Regions from separate parts of the Homo sapiens genome. Here region 2 is linked to region 1. Evidence: chromatin loops called from intact Hi-C (ENCODE). Cell type or tissue: endothelial cell of umbilical vein. All regions are shown on one strand. Links, peaks and the distances in the headings refer to the core of each region. The heading gives the core; the rest is flanking DNA. Region 1 holds the start of LOC124904035 (a long non-coding RNA gene). Region 2 overlaps ANKFN1 (ankyrin repeat and fibronectin type III domain containing 1).

What was found. Hi-C counts contacts between places; a loop is a spot of excess contacts. Peaks named below come from ENCODE experiments on the same cell type or tissue, not always from the same donor. Only the 100,000 strongest peaks of a DNase experiment are listed, where the experiment ranks them.
Region 2: it touches region 1 in a loop (3-fold over the local background); 3 of 110 quality-filtered maps call a loop at or near these places.

What each region holds. Positions count from the first base shown.
Region 1 is chr17:56,248,872-56,261,539 of GRCh38, reverse strand. The region is part of intron 3 of ANKFN1 (ankyrin repeat and fibronectin type III domain containing 1); the gene reads right to left. LOC124904035 (a long non-coding RNA gene) reads right to left here and starts at 7,809. Exons shown (of 2, transcript XR_007065856.1): 1 at 7,320-7,809; 2 at 3,181-3,604. In endothelial cell of umbilical vein, for the core only: no CTCF peak of the experiment used is centred there; no DNase peak of the experiment used is centred there.
Region 2 is chr17:56,312,558-56,325,225 of GRCh38, reverse strand. All of the region lies in intron 3 of ANKFN1 (ankyrin repeat and fibronectin type III domain containing 1), which reads right to left. Among named protein-coding and RNA genes, the nearest start is that of ANKFN1, 170 kb to the right of the region's middle. In endothelial cell of umbilical vein, for the core only: a CTCF peak has its summit at 5,481 (motif pointing right); DNase peaks (open chromatin) are centred at 5,515 and 7,305; H3K27me3 peaks cover 1,625 bases.

The sequences.
Region 1 (12,668 bases), core at 2,485-10,484:
GGCTTCCTTGCTCCTCAGCTTGCAGATGGCCTATTGTGGGACTTCACCTTGTGATTGTGTGAGACAATACTCCTTAATAAACTCCCTTTCATATATACATTTATCCTATTAGTCCTGTCCCTCTAGAGAACCCTAATACAATGTCAGAAACACTCACTGGAGTTATAGAGCTACCCAGGTTCAACTGCAAAGGGGAACTAACACATATTTTCTTTCTGTTAACTCAAATGCTAGCAACTCAATGTGTTTCATGTTGGTCTTCTAACAATGGCAGTTTTTGATTAATAAGAAAATGAGAAAATTATTTCTCAATAACAGCATCTGGTGTGTAGACAATATTGTTCAAAATATAGTATCTGGGAGGAAAGGAAGATAACAAGGTCCGTACAGGTGACAAGTGGGGTGCCACTGGCTTAGGGGTGGGACTCTGCACAGGCTGCTAAGCACCAGGTCACTGCTTTTTAATTTAGGTGCCAAATGAGGAAGCCAAAAAGCAAATGCAAGATGCAGAACCCATTTAGGGACAGATTCCGATCTCTGTTCAATTACCTTGTATGTTTATCTAGGAGAACAAATGGCTGAACAGTCTACTGTATTTGCATGCTCTCAAAAGAGGAGTAAGTTAACTCTCTCTGTCATTTGGGAATTAATCCTCTTTCATGTAGAAAATGTGCATATTAAAATTAGGAAGCCACCCAGGCACTAAGCAGGTGACATCGTTTGGACCTGGCTGTTCCCTAGTGTTGTTTAAAGGAGAGGTAACTGGAGTGATCACCCAAACAGCCATGCTTCTACTGTGCCTGGTGAGGCTGGCAGGGCCTGGGAGGGATTCATCAATTGTTTCAAACTATTTTTTTTGAACATTATGGGTTTGGCAAAACCCCAGACATACTTTACCGAGTACTTTTTTCCTTCATTTTTAAACCCCATGTGTATTTCAAATGCAATCCGTATGTTACTGATTCATTTGCACTTAACTCATCAAAAATGCTGGTTGGGATGAATTAGTTGATGCCCAAGGAGAAGTATGGCCTCCTTTTAAAGGAGATGTTAGAAACCTTGTCCCCACCCGCCCCTATTTGCCAAAGGCGGTGCAAAGTGAATCAGCACCCCTACCCCGCCCCACCACCACCACCACCGATTTTTAATAACATTAGAAAAGGCAATTCCAAGGAGCACTAAATTTGGGGAAATTCTTTATTCCACTCTCCCTCATTTAAAAATCTTGTGCATTTTAAGGGAAATCTAATCCATATGCCTCTGATTCATTTACACTTAAATCATTAAAATGTTGTTTTGAACAAGCCACTTGGTGAACAGAAATGAATATGAGCTTTCTTTTATTATTATTTCTTCCAGCTCTTTTCTGCAAAACAGGAAGTCACATTGGGAAAGCTGAATATCCTCCAAAAGTTTAAATTTGGTACGATAATTCTTAGGCCACCATGGTTTAGATAAATCTATTTTTGCCTATCCTTGCATGGAACCCAGTGCAGCTCTCTGCTTGGATGGCAGATGTATGCTTATAATTGCATGTAATCAGCTAAATTGCATGTGCAAGTATGTTACTTCCTTTTAGTAATTTGAAAAGAGTGTGTGTGTGTGTGTGTGTGTGTGTGTGTGTGTGTGTTTGGAGGTGGGGTGGGGGAGTGATACCAACTCTTTTGGATCCTATATATACCTGGTAGAATGGGACTGAAAAAGAAACTGTATGCTGAAAACAGAAGAGAATTTACTTGAAACTGTTTATATATTTGCCACAAGCATTAACAGGAAACACATTAGATACAGTTTTCATTAACTACGGAGTCATTGAACTAGTAGTATTATCAAGCTCACTGGCAAACTAGAAAATTTTTAGTCTCCTTTTTCTCCATCCTCTGTGATGCGAGATGCCAGTGAACTTCACTCTCTTTTTTATCATTTTATTTCCCATTCCTGAATCTCATAGTAGCTTATGGTCATTCTACTGGGAACACCTCCCTACCCCAACCTTTTCATTTTATGGAGGAGGAAACAGAAGTCTAAGAGTAAGTGACAAAACAGGGACAATCCATAGAAAATTGGGCTCCTGAAGTCAGGGAGTTTCACCACTTTGCCCTAGTAGTACTTACCAAAAACCAAATGCCTATATACAGATATTTGGCATATCATATACATTAATCTCTTCCAATCCTTAAAGCAGTCCTAACGTAGCAGCCACTGCTACTCTCCTTTTTCAGATGTGGAAATGGCAATTTTGAGCAATATTACAGAGTTTGTAAATAGAAGAGTCAGGATCTCACATGATCTCCCACAGAGGCAGCCTAGCATGGTGACTAAAAAGGAGGTCTGTGAAGTGTGTTTGAGTACTGGCTTCACCATTCAATAGCTGATGATTTTAGGCCTGTTACTTCACCTTTCTGCATCTTTGTTCCCTCAAAAATGGAGATAATAGTACCTATACGACAGAGCTGTTGTGAAGATTACATAAGATACTCCACGTCACAGTGTCTAGATATAATAAGCACTCAAGTCACATGGACACTTTATATCTCTAATACTTTGGAAATTTCATGAGCGCAAAGGAACACCTGTACCATTTAATTCCATTTATTTATTTATTTATTTATTTACTTATTTATTTTTCGAGACGGAGTCTCACTCTGTCACCCAGGCCAGAGTGCAGTGGCCCGATCTTGGCTCACTGCAAGCTCCGCCTCCCGGGTTCACGCCATTCTCCTGCCTCAGCCTCCCGAGTAGCTGGGACTACAGGCGCCCGCCACCATGCCCGGCTAATTTTTTTGGTATTTTTATAGAGACGGGGTTTCACCGTGTTAGCCAGGATGGTCTCGATCTCCTGACCTCGTGATCCGCCCGCCTCGGCCTCCCAAAGTGCTGGGATTACAGGCATGAGCCACCGCGCCTGACCTCTACCATCTTATTAATAAAGATGCCAGTACTAGATGCTGTGGGCCAGTTAATTTGTATGTATCCTGAAGTATTGCGTCTCTACCAGCCCCTTATTCCAAATTCTGCCCAGTGGTAAACAGGCTCCAGGTGCACACAGGTCTGTGGCAGAAAGTGCGTGTTGTCACCATCTTCCCAACGTGGAACCCAGCATCAAACCCTCACACCTTATGGGAATGTGAAAGCAAAATTGACATAATTTAGAGGAAAAAAATAGCATCATAGCAACCATTTTACAATATTGTCTTTATTTTCACATGAAGAGCCTAGTGCTGTCTTTAAAATACAATTTTTAAGCTAGAGTAGAGGGCGAACATTTCTAGTTTAGACCATGGGTCATGAAAGTTCCTAAAAGTTCACCTAACAGGTAAAGCCATCAGAAGCCCATTTAAATTGTGGAATGAAGATTTCATGGCAAATAAAAATGCTATATCACTTTAATAAAATCATCATGTGCAAGTGAACATGGAAAGAAGAAGGAACTGAATTTGTAAGTCCTTATCCAGCTCTTCTTACTCTGGCTGAAATTGAAAACCTCCAAGAGAAGAGCCTGTTAGCAGCCACGTCATCAATCTGCTGAAGAAGCTGGTGTTAGTGTCGAGATCTTTCTCATATTCTAAGTGGAGTAATGACAGTGAGGCTTCCAGGGCAGCATCTGAATAGGGACAGAGCGAGCAGCTGACAACGTGCTCTTAGAAGGTGGAGGGGTTAGAGAGAGGGAAGAGGACTTCGCCAGGTAAGAAACCAACATGTTTCCCCTTTGGTTCCAAAATCCTCTCCTGGAGCTCCAAATACTGCTTGAGAAAACCTATGGCAACCTGTTTTCTAGATCGAGGGTGTCACACCCTTTAATAATAATTTCTCGAATTGTCCAAAGGAAACTATGGCTGTCTGTTTCCACTGTGCTAAACACCTGGATGAAGGCTGCTGAGAGGGAGTCCCTTGAACAGGCCCCGTGTCCTCATTTCCCCGTAGCCTGGAGGGTCGGTGACTGTGAGTAAACTGGCAAGGGTTCTGAGAGGGCACCGTCCTGGGAGAGAAGCTAAGTTTGGTGTGGAGAATGTTGGAAAATGCTCCCACCACCATATCATCTGGGTGTCTGCAGGGCCTGAGCCTGTGAGATTTGCCCTCTTTTTCCAGATGTATGAGCAAGACAGAGACTGTTAATGTTGAAGGGCCAGTGAATAACCAGATGCATAGCACATCACATTAATGTGGCTCTATTGTTTGCAGTTCCATCTGCAGCCAAAGGCAAGGAACAGTGACTCCTATAGATGCTTATGGGCTCCAGGATTCTAGGATCTCTGATCATTAACTTAGCCCTCTAGTGTCGGTTTTTCTTAGTAGAGAAATGACATCTCTACTCCAAGTACCACTGCATTATCATCATTGTCATCACCACCACCATTGACATAAAAACTATTGAGTTCTTACTATACCAGGCACCAAACCAAGGACTTCAAATGATCATTTCACTAATCTACTGTAACACTTTGAAGTTGGTCCCATCACAATATTGCTATTTTAAATCAATAACCCACAGTTAAGTGAGTTAAGTGACTTCACTAAGGTCACCAGGATAGCGAGTGATAGGTCTAAGACTTGACAAAGCCTGTGATGTTGCTGTTAGGCAATCTGGGACTAATATGAATGAATCAATGAATGGGTAGACAAATAATTATAAAGATCCATTCTCACCTGACTTCCTTTAGTGACTCTTGATAATATCAGGGGATAGTAGTATTTGGTAAGAGAGCTAGGCTTGGGTTTGAATTCCAGATGAGTCACTTTCTAGATGTATGGCCTTAGGCTGGTAATTATATATGTGAACTTAATTTTCTATCTGTAAAATGGAGGATATTAGCCACTCTGTAGATTTGTTATAAATATTCTTGTGTATAATAGATAAAGGGCTTGTTTCATAATTGGTCCTTAATATGGGGTACATACTATTTTCTAACATTTTAAATGTTTATTTTAATTAATCATTGCATGTGACCTAAAGCTATCATTCAGAAAAAGAAAACTGTCAGCTAGCAGTCTCATTTTCTGCCCCCTCACTTCCTACAATTCTTACACCTTCAAAATGTGAGACTCTTCTTCTTCTGTTCTTTACTCCAGGTTTCACAACCCCAAATAATTCTCCACCATGAAAAAGCAAAGCCCGCACACTGGAGCCTCCTTTTATGAGGACAGAGAACTAGACAAGAATAGGCTTTTGTCTGCCATGAGGAAAATGCCTGAGTTTTGAGAGACTGAAAGAAATATTACATTGTTCTTATTCCACAATTTGCAAATAATTATTTCCTTCCAAGCTCACAAACAAGGGATTAAAATAAATACTTTCCCATTTCCCAATAAAATGGCTTGACTTGAGTTTTTGAAAATGTTTTCATTAATCTTTCCTAACTCCTTCACAGCTGTTCTCAGACTAACTCTAGCACTGGTGATGTACATTGCTAGAAAATGAAGGAATTCAGAGTGGAAATGGCCACTCTTGGGGCAGGGTTCAGCTCATGATACATTCTTTCTTCAGGCAAAATTACTATCTCTATATTTTATTTATTTATTAAAATTAAAATAGATATAGAGTTTTGCCAGGTTGCCCAGGCTGGTCTGGAACTCCCGGTCTCAAGCAATCCTCTTGCCTTGGCCTCCCAAAGTGCTGAGATTACAGGCATGAGCCACTGCACCCAGCCCCAAATTTCTATCTCTAATGAGTTTTCTCCATGGTAATTTTCCAGTTCCTACATAAATTCCTAATATTAGATTATGGATGCTTAACAAGTAATGATAAAATATAATCACGGTACCCAAACGTTTTAAACTTGATGGTCTTGAATGTCTAACATTTAACAAGCGTGTGTAAATGCTGTGCGATATATAATAGCCCAGTGAAAAGTTGACTCATTTACAAAGCATGATTGGGTTACACTGCCACACTGACCTTCTTGCTTTGTAAACAGGCCACATTTTCATAGGGTAACATGTAGATAAAATTTCCATTAAAAAATAACCACTTCTAAATGTATGCCATTAACTGTGACTTCTTTATGGGGCCAAGGAAAAGATGGAAATGCAGTATTTTCATTTTCATTTTTCCAGTCTGTTTCTCACAAGGAATATCCCTCCCACACTGCCTGAGTCTAAAGAGAGTAATGATTGTCTTTTGTGGGGGCAAACCTCTGTGGTTAGGGGATTGTGCTGGCAGAGAGGGATAAATCCTACTCCTAGGTGTTGGGACCTGCGCTATGCCTCAAAATAGGGAGGAATCTGAGAAAAGCTGAGACTTACTTCTGACTCTATCCCCTCTGCATCCCAAGCCACCAATCTTCCCTCCAGTATATTTGAGGGCCCCTGGTTCAAGGACTGTGGAGATACAACCAACAGTACCATCTTCTCCAAAACACCATCAACACAGGGCTGGCATAAAAGGGAATCGTCCAAGAGTTGCAAGGCCATGGTCAAGGCTGGTTTAGAATGGAGGAATTCCTTCCATGGCTACCTTTGTCCCCACCCTCAGTCCTTTCTATAAGGGTTTGTTGTCTCATTGCTCACTCTTTCTCTTTTGGACCTTCTCTGACAGCAGTCATTTAAGTCTAGTGTTAATGGATTTCAGAGGCCAGACTGGTCTGATGGCTGGAGGCAGGATGTGCAGAAAGGGGTGAAAGAGCAGGGTTCTTTGTGTCTGGGGGTTGCCATATATTTGCAGCCATGGCTACAGAATTACATTCCTCCCTTCTAGAGCACAGGTCCTTCACTCCTTCATCAGCCTCCCTCCTCACTATCCCTTCTTTCCAGGGATCTGGGGCCCATGTTCATGGTGTCCTCTCCTGGTCTCTGCTGTACCTCTGTCTTGTGAAAGTTCCATCCAAGAGTGGCTGAGGTCAATGCAACCTGGATGGAGGGCTTTTTCAAAGCTTCCCTGGTGATTCTGATGTGCACTAGGGGTTGAGAATCTCTGCTATAAAGGAATCAGAAAGAGGACCCTTGTTTCTTTCAGAGAATCAGCATGAATGCTAGGGAAATTAGACTGCTGGAAATGCCAGAGGAAAGCAGATATGGAGCTAGAACCAAGGGAAAGGACATACTGGGACATCCTGGCTATGGAAAGGAAGCACAGTCATTCACAAAATCTGGTAAGTACAACTAACCACCCTTAGATAATGAAAGGTACACTCAGACAATGTCAACAGGGCAGCTTTGTTGTAACTTTCAATGCATAAAACCACAGTGGTTCATTTACACTTAGGCTCCCGTTGGCCATGTAGCACTATCTCATTGTTATAACTTTAAAATTGGTAAAAACATTCACACTTCTCACTCTCTTGGCATTGCAGTGCTCCAGAATAGTATAAATTACCAATTACCTGGGATAATGGTGAGAATGGGGCAGTGGTTCAGAAATCCAGTGTGCTGAAGGATTGTTTTATTTGCCTTTGCTCCTCTAAGCATTTTCTGACGCATGTTCTGTTCTGGTAAAACATTAATTTTCATAAAAGGCTATTGGGGTCAGCATTAGAAAAATTTCAGCAATACTGAATATTTGTTCCCCAAATTCTTGACAGAATATATGACCTTTATAACCTTGAATGTTCCATCTCACAGTCGTTGTTAAAAACTCAGTTTAAAGAGATAATAAATAGGGCTTACACAGAAGATATGAAGATACATATGTAAATACCCAAAATACAATGTCTGGGCACACTCCAATAGTCCAATCAAAGCAAATCCTTTATTATTGCTCTAGGTGGTGTAAGTGTTATCCCGGATAGCCCTGAATAAAGCTGGGACCTCAGTGAGCTGTACACCTGGACTCATAATGTTCTGGCCTTTTTATTTTTATTTTTTTGAGACAAGATCTTACTCTGTCGTCCAGACTGGAGTGCAGCGGGGTGATCTCGGCTCACTGCAATCTCTGCCTCCCAGGTTCAAGTGATTCTCTCGTGCCTTGGCCTCCTAAATAGCCGGGATATAGGTGCATGCCACCATGCCCTGCTAATTTTTGTATGTTTAGTAGAGATGGGGTTTCACCATATTGGCCAGGTTGGTCTCAAACTCCTGACCTCAAATGATCTGTTTGCCTTGGCCTCCCAAAGTGCTGGGATTATGGGTGTGAACCATTGCGCCCGGCCTGGCTTCTTGTCCAGATGTTTTCATTGTCCTGGGCATTGTACACCCACTGGCCTTCAGAATGGCTCAGGAAACAACCTGTCAGAATTCACTGCTGAATTAATAGAAGCAATGTCTTTTCTGAGGCCCTAATGGAGAAATTTCATAGAGGCTTTAGGGTGAGAGCAGTTGTATTTCTTCTGAGAGTCTAGACTCTTTTGATTTGATGCCAACCAAAATTTATGTTTTCTTCCTTTCTCTGCTGCTAGGAAGTACAGCATTAATTGGTAGCCCATTTTTAGCAACTGTGTAGAACTTTTTCAGTGCATTTAGTTTACTAAAGCTACCTATTGCTTCACTTGATTTTCCTCACTCTTCTTTCTCACTCTAGATTACATCAATTATTATTATTATTTGAAGACAAGGTCTCGCTCTGTCACCCAGGTTGGATGCAGTGACACAAACATAGCTCACTAACAGCCTCAAACTTCTGGGCTAAAGCAATCCCCCCACCTCACCCTCGTGAGTAGCCAGGACTACAGGCATGCACCACCCTACCCAGCTAATTTTTAAAAATTACTTGTAGAGATGGGGTCTCACTATGTTGCCCAGTCTAGTCTCAAACTCTTGGCCTCAAGTGATCCTCCCTCGTGGGGCTCCAAGAGTGGTGGGATTACACGTGTGAGCCACCATACCTGGTCCATCAATTATTATTTTTATCTTATTATACTGTAAGTATTTTTATCTTATTATACTGTAAGTATTTCAATTATCTTATTATACTGCAATCCCCCCACCTCACTCTCCTTAGTAGCCAGGACTACAGGCATGCACCACCCTGCCCAGCTAATTTTAAAAAATTACTTGTGGAGATGGTGTCTCACTACGTTGCCCAGTCTAGTCTCAAACTCTTGACCTCAAGTGATCCTCCCTCATGGGACTCCCAAGAGTGGTAGGATTACATGTGTGAGCCACCATACCTGGTCCATCAATTATTATTTTTATCATATTACACTGTAAGTATTTAAAATTTAAAAGAAGAAACTTGTAAGAAGTAGGAGGAAACCAAACAAGCAAACAAATAAATGCAACTGGACTAGAAATACATTTAAATAATTATGTTGCAGATTTTATGCCCTCATTTTCTCTGTAGTGAAAAGAGCATATTACCAAGAATTCTAGTCTTGGTTCCATCATTGGTTAGCTGTGTAACTTGAACAAATCACTTTATTACCTCCAGGTCTTCTGTTTCTTCAGCTATAGAATGAAGAAGTGGAAATACATGATGAAAGTTACTTTCAGTAGTCACAACCTTAGATTTATAAAGGAATTTGCATTCTCTGAGCAGATATAATCAACTCACAAAGGCTCTGAATAGCAAATGGAAGCTAGCTTATGATCCTCCATTATTCCGTGGTTAAGCCAGAGTCTGTAATTCACAAATAAATATCTGACAGTTAATTGCCTTGAGCCAGCTTGGCACCTTCTAGGGAGTTTATATTCTAACAGATATCTCTGCAATTCATCCTTCTCCATATCCTAAGGAGAGTAGGCATGCAGTAAGCATTTACTAAATAGATAGAAGGATGAATGAGTGGATGAATACATTCTTGAATAGCTTTTCAAATTTAGGATTCTTTTGTAGGGTCTCAGAGATCTCTTTTTACAGAGGCTAGGAGTATTGGTAACTTTTTTTCTCTTCTTTTAACTCTCCTGATAGAACATGCATTTCCATGTTAGCTTTCAAATTTCACCTGGAGTGGGAATCAAAACAAATGAGATGAGGTCAAATGCTTGGTTGTTACCATCAAAACAAGTAAGTAAAAATAAACACTGTGCAGTTCTGAGGTGGATGCCTAATCTGGAACCTTGGACAATGGGGACAAACCTTTTGAGTAGGGAGAGATTCACATACTCTGCTAGCTGCTTCACAAAAGTCTCTCCTGATCTATGTGCAATTAAGTCAAATGTTGGCTTATTTAGAAAAAAACCTGCCCCAAACAGAGGCTTCATTTTTAAGAAAACCAATTGCATGCACTTTAATAAGATTTCATTTATTACTTTACTCTTTGGGTCAGATATTGTGTTGTCAGAGTCTCACTCTATTGCCCAGGCTGGAGTGCAGTGGTGTGATCTCAGCTCACTGCAACCTCTGACTCCTGAGTTCAAGTGATTCTCATCCCTCAGCCTCTCTAGTAGCTGGGATGACAGGCATGTGCCACCATGCCTGGCTAATGTTTTGTATTTTTAGTGGAGACAGAGGTTTCACCATGTTGGTCAGGCTGGTCTCGAACTCCTGGACTCAAATGATCTGCCCACCTTGGCCTCCCAAAGTGCTGGGTTTATAGGCATGAGCCACTGTGGTCAGCCTTCAGAAGCACTTTTTCTATGTGACAGCTGAAACATTATTTTATGCCATTGCAAAGCTATGCATAGCTCTCATGTTAAAGGAAACCAGTTAAAGAAATACTGACTAAATACAATTTAGCTTTCTTTGGGAAAAAAAAAATTACCAATCTTTATTTTGCTGTTAACGAGATTATATCTGGCTCTGTGGTAAGCAGTTTCAACTTGTTTCTGGAAAGAGTTGAAGTATAAATACACTCAATAAATAAAATGATGTGATGGGTTTAGCTTGTCCTCCAACTTTCCTGCATGGGAAAAATTGTCCAAATTGTTAAAAAGTAATAAAGCTTCAGATGATAATCAATGATAGTTATACCATTTTAAAAAATGGTCATACATAATGGTCTATTGTACTGAGAAGGGAAACCTTGGGCTGAACACCATATTTCCTAATCAACTGTTGGCTTGCTCAAGGCAATTAACTCTTGAGGGTACCCTTTTCCCATCACTTAAGAAGAGCTGTGATATGATGTATAGATCTAGTTTGTGTGGCATAGATGCTTTAAGAAAAAATACTCTGTGTGCAGAAATTGATAGTGATTTACTATTTTCAATATTAATATCAAGCTCCCTGGGTTAATGATGTAATAATCATGTTTTTATTTTTGGATAGGAACATGTCAGTTAAAGAAGGATAAATTCTTGGCAAGTATGCCATCACCTTCCCCTAGTGTGCCTATGGCAGACATGACTCTGCCCTTCTTTTTCAATAGCTGCGCTGTGGCTTTAGGATCATTTGAACCACTGTTGCAGTGGATTGTAGTGCTCATGTAAGATGAAGCCTTACTTGCCATGCATTTTGAAGTGGACAAAATATACGAGAGGAGGGTCCATGGAATGTTTTAAATAGGTGTATCTCAACACTGGATTCTAAATGAAGAGTAAAACTGGGTTTTTTGGACTCCAAGTTTCCAAAGGAAATACAGAAGGGAGTATCCTTGGGTTATTGTTGTCTTTTCTGCTCCATTTTTTAATGAGAAAATGGGCCTCTGTTCCTATGGATATGCTGGGGGTGGGTGTATCAAGGGGAAGCTAAGCAAGTGGGGCTCCAACGTCTTTACCTTTGTTTCAACCACTGTATAAATGTGTACAGTAACACCATTCCACAGAAGTTTGTTTTTTCCTTGGAAATAATGCTAACAATGGTGCAGCAGAAAATCCAGAAGCCCTGGAAACTGCCCCAGTGACTACATCTCCATCAGTGAGGTGGGGCAGTTGGCTTTCTATATGGGAAAAAGTAAAATCCTCTCCTAATTTACCTCCTTACAAAAAACCAACAGATCCACAGCACTGAACAATCTACCATTCCCCACTGATGTCTCATGACCTCCACTTTTGTTTACCAGGGCCCTCTATGGGTCCATGTCTGAGATCTCTATCCTAGTCCAGCATCCCTGGGACAATACATACTACCTTAATGGCTGCAACTTGGTAAGTCTAGCTGTCTATTCATAGAAAGTTTGCCTAACCTTTATTTTATTTTTTAAATTGTCTTGGCTATTCTGGGACTTTTGTTCTTCCATATGGAGTTTCAAATGAGTTTATCAAGTCCTATGAATAATCCTGTTGGGATTTTTATTAGATTTCCTTTGAATTTGCAGATGAGAAATTAATTTGACTTTTTTTTTTTTATTTTTTTGAGACAGAGTCTTGCTCTGTCATCCAGGCTGGAGCACAGTGGGGCGATCTTGGCTTACTGCAATCTCTGCCTCCCAAGTTCAAGCGATTCTCCTGCTTCAGCCTCCCAAGTATCTGGGATTACAGGCACCTGCCACCATGCCCGGCTATTTTTTGTGCTTTTAGTAGAGATGAAGTTTCACCATGTTGCCAGGCTGGTCTCGAACTCCTGACCTCAGGTGATCTGCCCACCTCGGCCTCCCAAAGTGCTGGGATTGCAGGCATACTTCAGAGTTTCTTTTATGTCTTTCAACAACATTCTCTTAGGAAAATTTCAAAGGTTAGGATGATCTTCACTATAGGTAAATTACTTGCTGAATGATACCCCGAGCTGTTCTAACCAAACTGTAGGTGACCTGGAATTTTTCAGCGCTATTCTAAGCTGTTTCCACATGACAGTGTTCTCCTCACCACCTCCCCTGTGCAATTGGTCCTAGTCACTCCAGCCGGATTAAGTTTGGTTGCTCACAATGTGAATTTGTTGGATAATGGACCTTTTTGGCTGTCTTCCCTTTTGTCACTCA
Region 2 (12,668 bases), core at 2,036-10,035, 64 kb before region 1:
TCTGTTCTGATTCTTTCTCTGCCAAATGAATGTTTAGCTGCTGTGATGACTTCAGGAGTAATTTTGGACTCTTCTGCTAGGCACTGACTAGTCTGTTATTTATACCTGGAGCCAAATAAACTCTCAAATTTTGAATGAGACTCTGTAGCAAGTCAGGAGAAAGTCTCTTGATCATAAACAAGAGGGTGGAGAGTTAATCTTTGGCCTGGTAATTGCTTAGAATCCTGGAAATGACATCTTGTATTCATGAAACTCTCCCCCTTTCTAGAGACATTATCTCCCCCTGATAGCTCGCTCACCCCCAACAGGTGTCTGTTCTGGAGTTCCGATCTGAGGCAGGGCTCAGTGACTCATAAAACCTGGGTGGCCAAAGGAAGAGCTTGGTTTAGCTTTTAACAATTGTCTTACTTTTTCTTTTCTTATTAAAAAGGCAAAATCTCTCCTTCGAACATTTACTATCACTTTCTATCCTTGGATTTATTTGTCCATGGAAGTGTTGCTATGAATAATCTAATTTAGGAATATTCATGCCCTTGAGGTTTAGAGGGCTATGTTTTTCATCAAGGATTAAGAAAGAGTCCGGCTTCTCTTGCACACCTTAGGCCAAAATGATTGCCAGGTAAAACTTTACCCTTTCATCTAGAAAAATTTTGGCTTGAATGCAGACTTACTTGAATTACATCTGCTGTGGTAAGCTAGGTGACTGAGTAACTCTACTAAGGTTAGGGGGTTGCCTCACAGGGGTCATGAGTTACACGTGCCATGCAGACCTAAGGGGAGAGTGCCACTGATAATAGTAGCAACACTTTCTAGAGCAAATACTCAAGTTGAGTCAAAAAGCCCATGTTTATTGCAAAGGAAATTCATTAATTCATCCATGTATTCATTAGTCTACTCTTCAATAGACATTTAGTAAGTATTTAGTAGGTTAGATTCATTGTGCTACATACTTTAACGTTACTTAGAGCCTATTGATGAAGTATAAACTCCCTGACATACCCTAGAAAAATTTCCCATATTCTGGCTCTTCCTATCTCTCTAGCCAAATTTCTCACCACCTTTCTATTTGCATTCCATGCTGTAGCTATTTTGAATATCTCTTAGTTCCTTGGACATGCTATATTCTTTCTGAATACCAGATCATCAAATATGATGGGTGTTCTTCTGCCTGGATGCTCAGTTTCCTATGTCTGGCTAACTCCCGTACAGCCTTGGAATCTTGGCTTAAACATCAACTCTCAGAGATATTTTTCTAGCCCCTAGGCTGTTAGGGTCCCTGCTCTGTGGTCTGAAAGCACGACACCTTATACTCTGCCATCATTATATCCCTTATATTTTATTGCACTTCATTGTTTAGCATCAGTCATCCCCATTATATTGTAAGAGTTTAAGTGCAAAGTCTCTTATTCTCTGCTGTATGTCCAGGGTTTAGCAGAGTTCCTGGCACATAGAAGGCATTCAATAAATATTTGATGTTTTGTTGAAGTGCTTAGCATGTATTTATTGAATGAATACATAAATCACCTCAAGTAATAATGGGAAATGGGGTCTCAGAATTGAAAGGAACCTTAAAGTTCTCTTGGTATGTCTAATCTTTCTTGCCAAGTGACCATCCACAGAAGGCTTGCCTCCTCCAATTAATCCTTCTGGATTAATCTCAGCCCATATTGATCACACTCTTACTTTGTCTCCCACTTCCTAGCACTTTTACAGGATGTTCTTCCTTTTTGTTCTCTGGCTGTTTCCTGGAGTTCGTCTCGTCTCTGCAGACTGGTGCTCTATAACTCTTAGCATAAGCCTGCAATTATTTGATGCTTGATTCATTGAACATCAAACACTTGAACAGGGAGTTAAATGATCACAGTCTTGTTTTAGGAAGATTTCTCTGGTTCTGAGAGAAGTATAAGTGAGATTAGCCAGACCTAGAGAAGACTCTAATAATGACTACAGCACGAGATGGGATCTAAAGGCAGCTTTGCCCTTTCTTTCCTTCTACTCCTCCCCCATTACTCCACCCTCCATGTCATAATACTAATGTTCTCATTTGGAACACTGAGAATGTTTGTTCCACACTCAGAACTTCCCCTCCACCCAATTCCACCCCCACAGTTATTTAACTTGCTTAGGATATTTGCGAATGTGTCTCACTGATTCAATTAAAAGCTCCTTTAAATACAAGGATTGTGTTTTATTTTGCATCTTTCTCCTTCAGCCACTACACCTCCAGCCCTAGTAAGTGCTCAGTAAAATTAAGAAAGAAAATCATTTATTATATGCAGATATTAAATGAAGCAATGTGGTTGGGAGGGCGCATTGCTCCCATTCAAAGATGAACAGGGCATCTTTTCAAAGATAAAAGAGATATACTTAGCATGAGATATGCAACCAATTACAATAAAAGGCAGAATTAAGTAAATGCCATAAAAAAGTATGAGCAATGTGCTAAGGGAACATAGAATTATTACTTCTTTCTGTAACACATAGAAAATGTTCACAGAGAAGGTGGCGTTTGAACTGGAACTGGAGGAATGAAGATCTCTCTACAGGTTGAAAAGAAGAAACAGGTTCGGCGTCACGGCATAGTGTCAAGGCATAGAGTTCCGGGGCTGTTAGGGAATGACAAGTAGTCCAGTGTACTGGAGTGAATAATGCAGGGAAGAGCTGATGGAATTGGTCTCAAAAAGTAAGCAGGAGCTAAATTGGGGAGAGCTCGAACACCATGTTAAAGAGTTTGGATGTTATGCCATAGGTGACAGTGAGCTGAGCAGGAGAATGCCAGAACAGTTGATTAGGATCCACCTGGCCTGGCCATTGTGGATAGTGGTGAGAACCCAGAAGCAGGAAGACACTGATGGTGTGAAGGCCCGTGAAGATGTAAATTAGGAGATGAAAGTCTTATATTTGGAGATAGAACTTACAGGATTGTCAATAGTATAGGTGGGGGATGGGGAGGATGAGAGAGAGAGACACGTTGAAGGTGACTTAAAGTTTTAGCCTACATGATGGCGGATGATGATGACATTAATTTATTCCAGTACATACACCTAGAGATAATTATGGCATGCAGGTTGTGGTCTGTGCTCTTTTTTTTAAGACAGAGAAAAGAACAGAAGCTGAGTCCTTGGAGTCATGTCAATGTGCCTAGACATTCATAGAATGCTTTGAAGAACCCATTTAGCACCAGGTAAAGATTTTAGCCCAGGCTGTGACAGATGAGCTGCCTCTAGCAACATTGAGGGCCATTTCCAGGGGGCATGGGTACAGGGTTTCCATGAAATGTGAGAGTCTGCGGTTTCCCACTACAGTTGTTTAGCTCATTGGAAAGAACCTGGGTCTGGGAAACGGGAGTTTGAACTTCAGTCCTTGAGCTGCCCCTCACCAGCTGTGTGATCTTGGGCAAGTTACTTTTTATCATTAGGCTTCATTATTCTCACCTGTGAAATGAGAGCATTGGACCAGTTAAATTCAAAGGTCTCTTTTAGTATACTCTCCTCTGATTTGTGACATATGATGTATAGAATTTCAGAATACTTGCAAAATTAGGCCAAAGCCCACCAACATCAGAAGCCAGTAATGTCCACTTTCCCCTGCAAAATCCTGACCATATTTTGAGAATGTCCATATATCGCTGCAAATGCATGTCTGCCCTGTGGTTAGTTCCATGTGGTTTGTTTGTTAGACATAAATTTAAATTGATCACTTTTTGATGGCTATTTTCTAACAATTTTTCACTTTTTTTTCAGCGAAGATTTTTTTTTTTTTTTCTTAGGGAGTGCCTTTTCATCAGGATCTCAAAATTAAATTATAAGAAAGTGGCATTCCCTTACTGTGGTCAGCAAAGAGCCTGGCCAGCCTACTTCCGTTCCCTAATCTCTTGACCTTCCTTAGGGCGAGGCTGCTCAATAACGGCTCCGATTCTTTTTTTAAAAATAAAATGTGCTACTTACCGAAAGCTGCTAAAAAGGAGACAAAAAAATAGGAAAAGAAAACTAACACCCCAGGGTGTATCTGAATATGCTTATTATGTGCGAAGTTGTTAGTAATGAATGTGAAACTCTTCTTCCTCCTCCCTCTCAATTTCTAATCCCCAAAGAAAAAAGAAAAGGGGTGGGGGAGTGCATTGGCTATTCAATCCAAAGCAGACTTTTTTTTTTTTTTTTTTCCTAAAGAAAAGATGCAGACTGCTCACGGGCATGCTAGTTCTTGATTATTTTGTTTTAAGCACCAATTGACCTTTCAGACTAAAAGTAACGGTCTCAAAATATCCTGAGAAAGCCTCTTTTAGAATTTTTCTCTAAGTCTTGGAGACGAGACACATTGCATTCAAAAAGACTCTTCGAAAAGAGATGGCCCATATTCCTCGTAGTGCAATCCGATGACAGAGTGTTTATCTGAACTAATCATGTGGGATTTTCCAGTGCCACATTTTTGAGAAACGGGATTCTCTTAAAGGAGGTTACAAACACTTCACTGAAAGCTTTCCAAGAACAGCTTCATCCGTCCTCTCAGCAGCCTCTCACCGGGCTGTAGCACCGACGTGATAATCGGAGTCCATGCTTCTGAAAAGCCTTCTTGTCCTGGCTGCCACCCTCCTTTCAGTCATCATTAGAATTCTCAAGCTATGAATCCCCTATTGTCTGTATGAGCCCAGGATCCCCCACACCATGCCGAGGAAGGAATGTGAGCCTCCTGGGTCTGGCTCTAAGTCTCAACCTTATCCAGCAGGTCACAAAGCCCCATTTATATGCAGTTCCAACATTTTATCATAATTCTTTATCTGCTCGGCCCCATATATCCTCTAGGGCAGTCAGGAGACATTTGGTAATGAAGCCCATTTATCCTTATTTTCTCAATTGGCACACTTCAGGTTATAATATTTATGTTCACACTGTCTTAATTTTGGATGTCAAAGATACTATACTAGACAAGTAGCATTGCCAAAGGATAATTGAACCATGTGGAAGAGTTCACCAGAGTCTGATACATGATGTGGTTTGTCATATTACCAATCATTGCATCAAAATAGTTACTTTTAATAGCTCAGTGGAAAAATAAATGCTGCCATTTATCAAATACCTTCTATGTGCCATGCAATGGTATCTCTGAATTCTCACACTCTACAAAGTAGGATTACCCACTTTTTATCGATGAGGAAACTCAGGTTCAGAGAGATTAATCAGCTTGTTTATGTGCATTTAGGGACTGAGCTGAGACTCAGACCCAGGTCTCTGCAAAGTTTGTGGTATTTCCACTTCATTCCTTTGCCAAGAAATAAGAAATAATACATAATATGTATAATAATATAATAAGAAATATAATACATTTCGTTAGTTGTTTTACATTAATGTAACATAATTATTTTTCATCAAAAACATGTAAATAATTATGAAGTTCGGGCTGATAAAATGCTTTGGCCAACTGAGAAATGAGATCAGCTCTGATAAGCATTAGCACATCAGTAGGAATTTGTAGCATAAATTTCACCTATCAATAGGTGGCAGTATTCACCTAACTCTCTTTAAAAGGAGCCAGCACAGGTTGCTTCTTATGACCAATCCCTAGGCCATCTGTATTCTTTGATGCACTAGATTTGGTCATAATGAATAAAGTGTGTAATAGGTTGGTGGCTAATTGGACCTCAATCATGCCTTTGTATAGGGATATCTGGACTGTAGTGCGGTTGTGGTAGAGGACTGTTATCCATGGCAGAGATGTTGGGATCCCTCTCCATTTACAACACTCATTTTGGCCGTTCCTCTGGGGAAGTCTTTTATTGGTGATTCAAAGCCAAAGATGATTTTTGTGCCCTGGTTTACTTTAAGGATGTTGTGCAGAATTCTCAAACAATTTGAAAATGAAATAGTTAATACTCTAGGATTTGATAACTCATAAACCAATGTTTGTCTAGATTAAAAAATAGAACATTTATCAGACTTCAGGGTTTCAGCTTTTTCAAAACCCTATGTATGTGTACAGCTACCCATCAAATCATATGAATCTTCACCAGTAGGCACGGAAGCTGGAATCCATGAGGTGACTATTCAATAGACAAGTCAAAACGGTTTCGTTGATTAGTCAAAATACTGAAGGATAAATGACTACTCAATTTTAGGCAGACCCCTCCTCCTCTTCTTCCTCCTTTGTCTATGTTTTTTCTTCCTCCTCATTTTTTTTGTAAAGAAAATCTTAATATTGAAATATCTGCAGTTAAAAGTCACAGATTCAGTCTCTATTTTCTACTTGCCAACAGGAGTCCACTTAGGAGAATTTAGCTTTATAAAGTCAAGAAAACAGGTAGATAAAAAGATAAAAGAATAACCTGAAAGACTCTTTGACCTATCTTTATGCTATCTTCTCCATTTTCATTTGAGATACTTGGGAACAGATCATTATCAATGACGACAAACAAGCACTTGGAAATCAGATAGGATGAGTAGTCCTAACTCAGAACTAAGACGTTGACTCCAATAAGATTCTCAGCAGACCAGATTTTCTTAAAAGAATACAGATTGGCTGGTGGAATAAGGAAGGTGGCCCTGAAGACAGACTATTTACCTCTCTTTCATGTTCCCGATGGAATGAATGTCTTTCTCCTCTCTCCTTGTAGTATTTATAACGATGTTAAAACTCTCAGCACAGCCTAACTTCATTAGAGTTACTTGGGGCTCTATGTAATTCCCTTACTGGATTGAAATCTCCATGAGGGCAGGACCCGGGCCTCATTGATTTTTGAATTTCCCTCTCAGCTCTTGGACTGGGGCCCTGTGCATGGTAGATAATTTTCAATACATATAGGTTTAATTGAAAAGAATTAAAGAGAACTCAGAGGAATGCATTTTATACTTTTTCCCAGTTTAAGGAAAAGGGCAGCTTTGGTGTTGGATGCTATGCATGCTCATATTTCTACTTTCTTATCTGCTTCTTCCATTTCAGGACAGTATTGGTGAGGGTAGAGGTATCATGCCAAAGGCCAGCACACCCCCCCCAGAACCATTAATTATCTATTTTTACATCCTTGGCAAGGCCATCTGGTTTTGTAGAAAAATGCCCTGGTTATATGAAGGTTAATTGCAGAGGCAGGCCAAAAAATAAAAATAAAATTTAAAAAAAGGCAGTTACAAGGGACATTAAGTGACCTACTGTGTCATTCCAATCACTAATATTTCCTGCCTTTGTGGTCTGGAGACTCAATCTGCACTAAAGAGCTGAACAAGGCAATGCTATTTCCTGGTGGTGGTTATCATTGTTTCCCATATTAGGACAAAGCTAAGCACAAGGGGAGACAATGTGTATCGTGTCTCACAAGGGAAGGGTAAGCATCTTCAAAAGCTTACAAAATTACATTGAACCCATTTAGGCATATCAGGAGATATTGCCAAGCTGGAGAAATGAATTACCCAGCTGAATATCACAGGCATAATGAAGTTGTCAACAGCAACAGTGCAGCTGTAGATTGTCTGATTATGTGTTGACTGCACTGGCCATTCAGGGACACACCAGGAAGGAAATTGTTGTCATATTGTCCACCACATTCCAAGCCCCATCCCAGCCATGGTGATAAACCCGATACCCTTAGGAGTATGTGGAAAATAAAAATAACAACAGCAAGCCAGAAAGAAAGAGCATCCTCTTCTGATGGTCTCTTATGTCTAGCATTGCTGGAGTCTCTCCCCTTCTGTTACTCTAATCTGTCATCTTCTTTTAAAAAAATGACCATGACAAGGAATGCAAGTTTAGATTCTGGCCCTCCAAACAAACATTTCACAATGGGCTTTTTAGCCTTTGTTAAATTCAAAATAAGCGGGAGTCCAGCAAGAAAGCTTTAACTACGTGGGTGGGATTTACACCTTTCCTATGAGTCAAAGATGAAGGCAAGCTGGAGTTTTCCCTTTTGCTAAAGCATCTAAAAAGGTTGATTTGCAATGTTTCTGGACAGCAACTGGAATGTTCTTGAAGGTTCTTCTGGCTTTTTTCTTTTTTAAAAACACCTTCAGTTTTCTCCTCTAAGTGAGGGGGTCATGCTAGATGACGTTGAAAGTCACTTCTAGCTCTAACATGTTATGATGTCAAGAAGCCATAGAGCACTTAACACATAGAAGAACTTCTCTGCCACAAAGAAAAAAATGCTTTATTTCAACCCAGCTAGTCTTGGTTTGTATTGGACATATGGTCTGATATTTCAGAGTCAATATATGTGATCTCTCTTTCCAGAGAGTGTGCTGAAATCTGCTTTAAACGTGTGTTATTTATCAGGAATGTTTTCTTTTTTAAAAAGGAACTAATGTAGATGTGCCTCACTCATTAATAGAATTCTATTCTCTATTCAGGTTTTCTTCAGAGAAAGCCAACAAGATGTTTCTATTAGTGGGACTGGTGCTTTTTAAATGCTTACAGTATAGCACAGGAGCATTTGATCCTTTAATTACCCTAGGTGGCCCCACTCAGTGGGTGGTGATTTGGGTGAGGAATCTGGATAGCTTTGGTGGTCAGTCAAGCCATAAAGAAAACTCTCCTCCTTCCACCCTCATTTATTTTTCTCTCCTGAGTGCCAGTCAAAATGAGATTTTTTTGTTTTTTGTCAATTCTTCTAGGAATACTTCTGTTTGGCATTTGAATCCAGGCTTAAGTTAAATTTTAGGCCCCCAAGACCAAATTTCCAAAAGGGTCCTCTACCCTTGGCTAACTGCTAAATGAATAAATCTCTAAAGAAGCCTTCCGTATTTTCCAGGTCCTTTTCTCCATTTATTTCACAGCCTAAGTGTTCCTTAGATGATACTTGAGTGGGTGGCTTATGACCCAGTCTCCTGCCAAATTGCTCAGCTTTCTACTGCCATAAGAAATACCTCCTCCATTTTACAAATGGAAAAGTCTCCTTGGTTTATCTCCACAACTTCATGGAATCAGATCCTTAGTATTAAGGAGAGAATTCTTTGTAATTAATCACAGTGAGAATTTGAAATACCAAGAGAAGCAAGGAAGTTAATTCTATTTGCACATTCAAGCATAATAATAAAGACGCATAACTGTGTAATAAGACCCAGCAATTATAAAGGCCATCTGCACTATCAGTTAAACGTTGACTGTAAATGCCACTTTACCCATTAAAATTACTCTCAGCTGAAAATAAAAACTTTGTCCCCTTTCTTCTAAAAATGTCAGATGAAGTTTGCTGTACAAATGTCAGGAGCGTCTGACCTAAGGCATATAGCAGCAAAGAGGCATTTAATGAATTGGAGAAGAAAGAAGAACAGAGGAGGAAAAACAAAAAGAAAGTTGAAGAGGTTGTAGGAACACTTTTAAGAAGCCTTGACTGATTCATCTTTTTAAATTGTAGCCTCATCTCTATTATTCCCATCTTCTCTTCACAGACATTGGTGTGACCCTTTTATTTCTGGCCTAGTTCTTCTGTCTTCAGACTCCTGTCCAAATTCCCTTTCTTCATTTTGTCCCAGACTCTGAACTCCTATGAAATCAGATAGAGCAGAGTCTGAATGGGCTGCTCTGGCTACTTTCTAAGGAGTAGAGGAGCTTTCTAAGCTCAGAGGAGCTTTCTCAAGGACTGCATATGCCAAATACTCAATGTCATTCTTCTGCATTGTGAAACCTACTGGATGCACCTTGCAGCACAGCAAAGGCGTTGAATGGAATTAAAAGGTCAATGGCTTATTCACTTCCTTCACTATTTGGGAGAAAAGTACAAGATTTTGCTCAGAGAGGATTAAAAGGACAGCAACAGGCACCTTCTGTCTGGGCTGCCCTGCTAGCTAGCATAGTCTTCTCTTAGTTTGAAAGGGGAGTCACAGTGTTTCACGCATTTGTCAGATGCTCAAACTCAGTCTGTCAAATACAACTACAACCAAGGCTGATTATCCATTCTCATTGTTCCTTCAGTGATTTATCTTCAGCATCAAGGAAAAGTGGGAGTTTTCTGTGACATTTGCAACTTCAAAGTACATTTAATTCTTAAAGAAAGAGAGAGAGAGAGAATGAATCATGCTACATATTCACCATCTCCTCCAGCTATATTAGTGAGAAAATCAAGCCTCAGGAGCATTTACATTTCATTAAGCAAACATTAACTTACTGCAATGTGGCATATGGACAGGAGAAATTGTGGCTGTTTTAACTGATTGAATTAAAAACAAATAGGCTGAAGAGAGTTACATGTAGCCCAGTGAAACACATTTGCACCTGAACAAGAAGGGCTTATTTCGAGCTCGGCAGCATTGAGGAGTTGAGACTGAGAATACATCTCTGCCTGAGAGGGTATCAGGTACCAAACAAGAACTCCAGAATTAGAGTGATGGTTTTGATGACTAATTAAAAAAAATTATGTTGCTTTCAGTTAATGTAAAATCATTCATGTCTTCTTTTGTCTACATCTATAAATTTTTTGACTGTGCCCTTATCTAAAAGGTCCTGAGGTTCAGGATGCTGTAAAGATTACTGATGAGGGCAGCTTGAGCTTGAGAACCATTGTAGGAAAAAGTCCAATATATTGGAAATGAAACACCAGTTAGAGTCAGGAGATATGAGTAAAAGACTTGGGTTTCCTACTTATTAGCTGTGAATCTTTGCAGTCTTTGGCCACTTGACCTGAGTCTTAATTCTCTTATCTATAAAGTGAAATTAATAGTAGTCACCCTGCAAATGCTAGAATAGTCATATTACAATAGAAGATATACAAATGGTCAATAAGCACATAAAAAGGTGCTCAATATGATTAGTCCTCAGAGAATTATAAAATAAAATTAAAATGAGATACTAGTTTACACCCACTATGATGGCTAAAACCAAGAGTTGGTGAGGTTGTGGAGCAACTATAGTGCCTTTAGGTTGCTGATTGGAGTATAAAATGGTATACCTTTGGAGAACTGTTTGACAGTCTTTTACAAAGTTAAATATAATATACCTTATGACTCGGCACTTCGACTTCTGGGTTCTACCCACAAGAAAGAGAAATAAATGCTCACGGAAAGAATTACACAAGAATATAGCAGTCTTAGTTAAAACAGCCAACCTGGAAATAGCCCAAATATCATGAATAGAGTAATAGCTAAACAAATTGTGGTATATTCATTCTATGGACTATTACTCAACAATAAAAAAGGAATAAACTACTGAGACATACAATAATGTGAATGAATCTCAGAAACATCAGATTAAGCAAAAGAAGCTAGACACAATAGAATACTTACTACACAATTACATTCCCCTGATGACCAAGTACTGAAAAAACTGATCAATAGTGACAGAAATCAAAACACTGGCTGCCTAGGTTGTACTGGGTTGGTGGGATATTTGGTTGGACAGTGGCAGAAGGAAACTTTCAGGCCGGTTGGAAATGTTCTGTATCTTGATTTAGGTGTTGGTTAGGGGGTATATACAATTATTGAAACATAACTAACCAAAACACAAAATCTATTCATGGTATTTTATGCAAATTATAATTAATGAATAATGCCTGCCTTAGCTACCTTACAGAGAAATTGGAAGATCAGATGAGATTTGAAGCAAATGTAAAATGCCATGTAAATCTGAGTTGTTATCATTTGATAGATAAGATCAAACATAGACTAATCTAAGAATGGGCAGGCATATGGGGATGGGTATTTGTAAGCTGAGTGCAAGATCCCAGGATGTGAACCCAGGCTGCAGCCCAAGGACCAAGAGAAAAGGACTGAGAGCCATCCTCTTTCCACCTCAAGGCTCAGATTACTACTAGCTCACACAGTGTCTTTATGAGGCTCAGAAAAAGAACCTGTTCCTTCCCCTTACTGTGGCACACTGCTTGGGGAACAGAGCCTGGCTGGGTTTCAGCACTTCCTTTACCTCCATGACCAGGCTTGTTTGTGCCCTGAACAATCTGCACAGCTTCATATGAGGTCCTGTTTAAGATCTTTGCACATACTGTTCCATCTGACTAAAACATCTGTCCCTGTTTCATGGGACTGGCTCCCTTTCATCTCTCAGGTCTTGGCTTAAATATCATTTCCTCAGAGAGGAAATACCCTTCCCTCATGTCCATTAATCTTTATTTCAGCACCCTGGTTTTTTTTTCTTTTTTTTTTTTGAGTTGGATTCTCGCTCTGTTGCCCAGGCTAGAGTGCAGTGGCATGATCTCAGCTCATTGCAACCTCGCCTCCCCGCTTCAAGCAATTCTCCACCTCAGCCTCCTGAATAGCTGGGATTACAGGCGCCCACCACCATGCCTGGCTAATTTTTGTATTTTTAGTAGAGACGGGGTTTCATCACCTTGGCCAGGCTGGTCTTGAACTCCTGACCTCGTGATCCACCTGCCTTGGCCTCCCAAAGTGCTGAAATTACAGGCATGAGCCACCGTGCCCGCCCCCACTGTTGTTTTTCTAAAAGCACCAACCATAGTTTGTAACTACTTTCTTTACTTGTCGTTTGTTAGTCTGCTCCCTTTTAGACTGTGAGTTGCATGGGAGCAGGGAATCCATCCCTTATTCACTATAATACCCCAAGGTTTAGCATAGTGCCTAGCACATAGTGGGTGCCCTACAAATATGTGATGAACGACAAAATCAGATGCAGGTTTGGAGAGGTGTGAGGCTGGAAGCTAGTGACCTTTCCAGCAGGCGACAGGTAGCAAAGACTGAAAAACTGGAGACGAGCAAAGGAAAGGAGGTCTGTGGAGGACCATG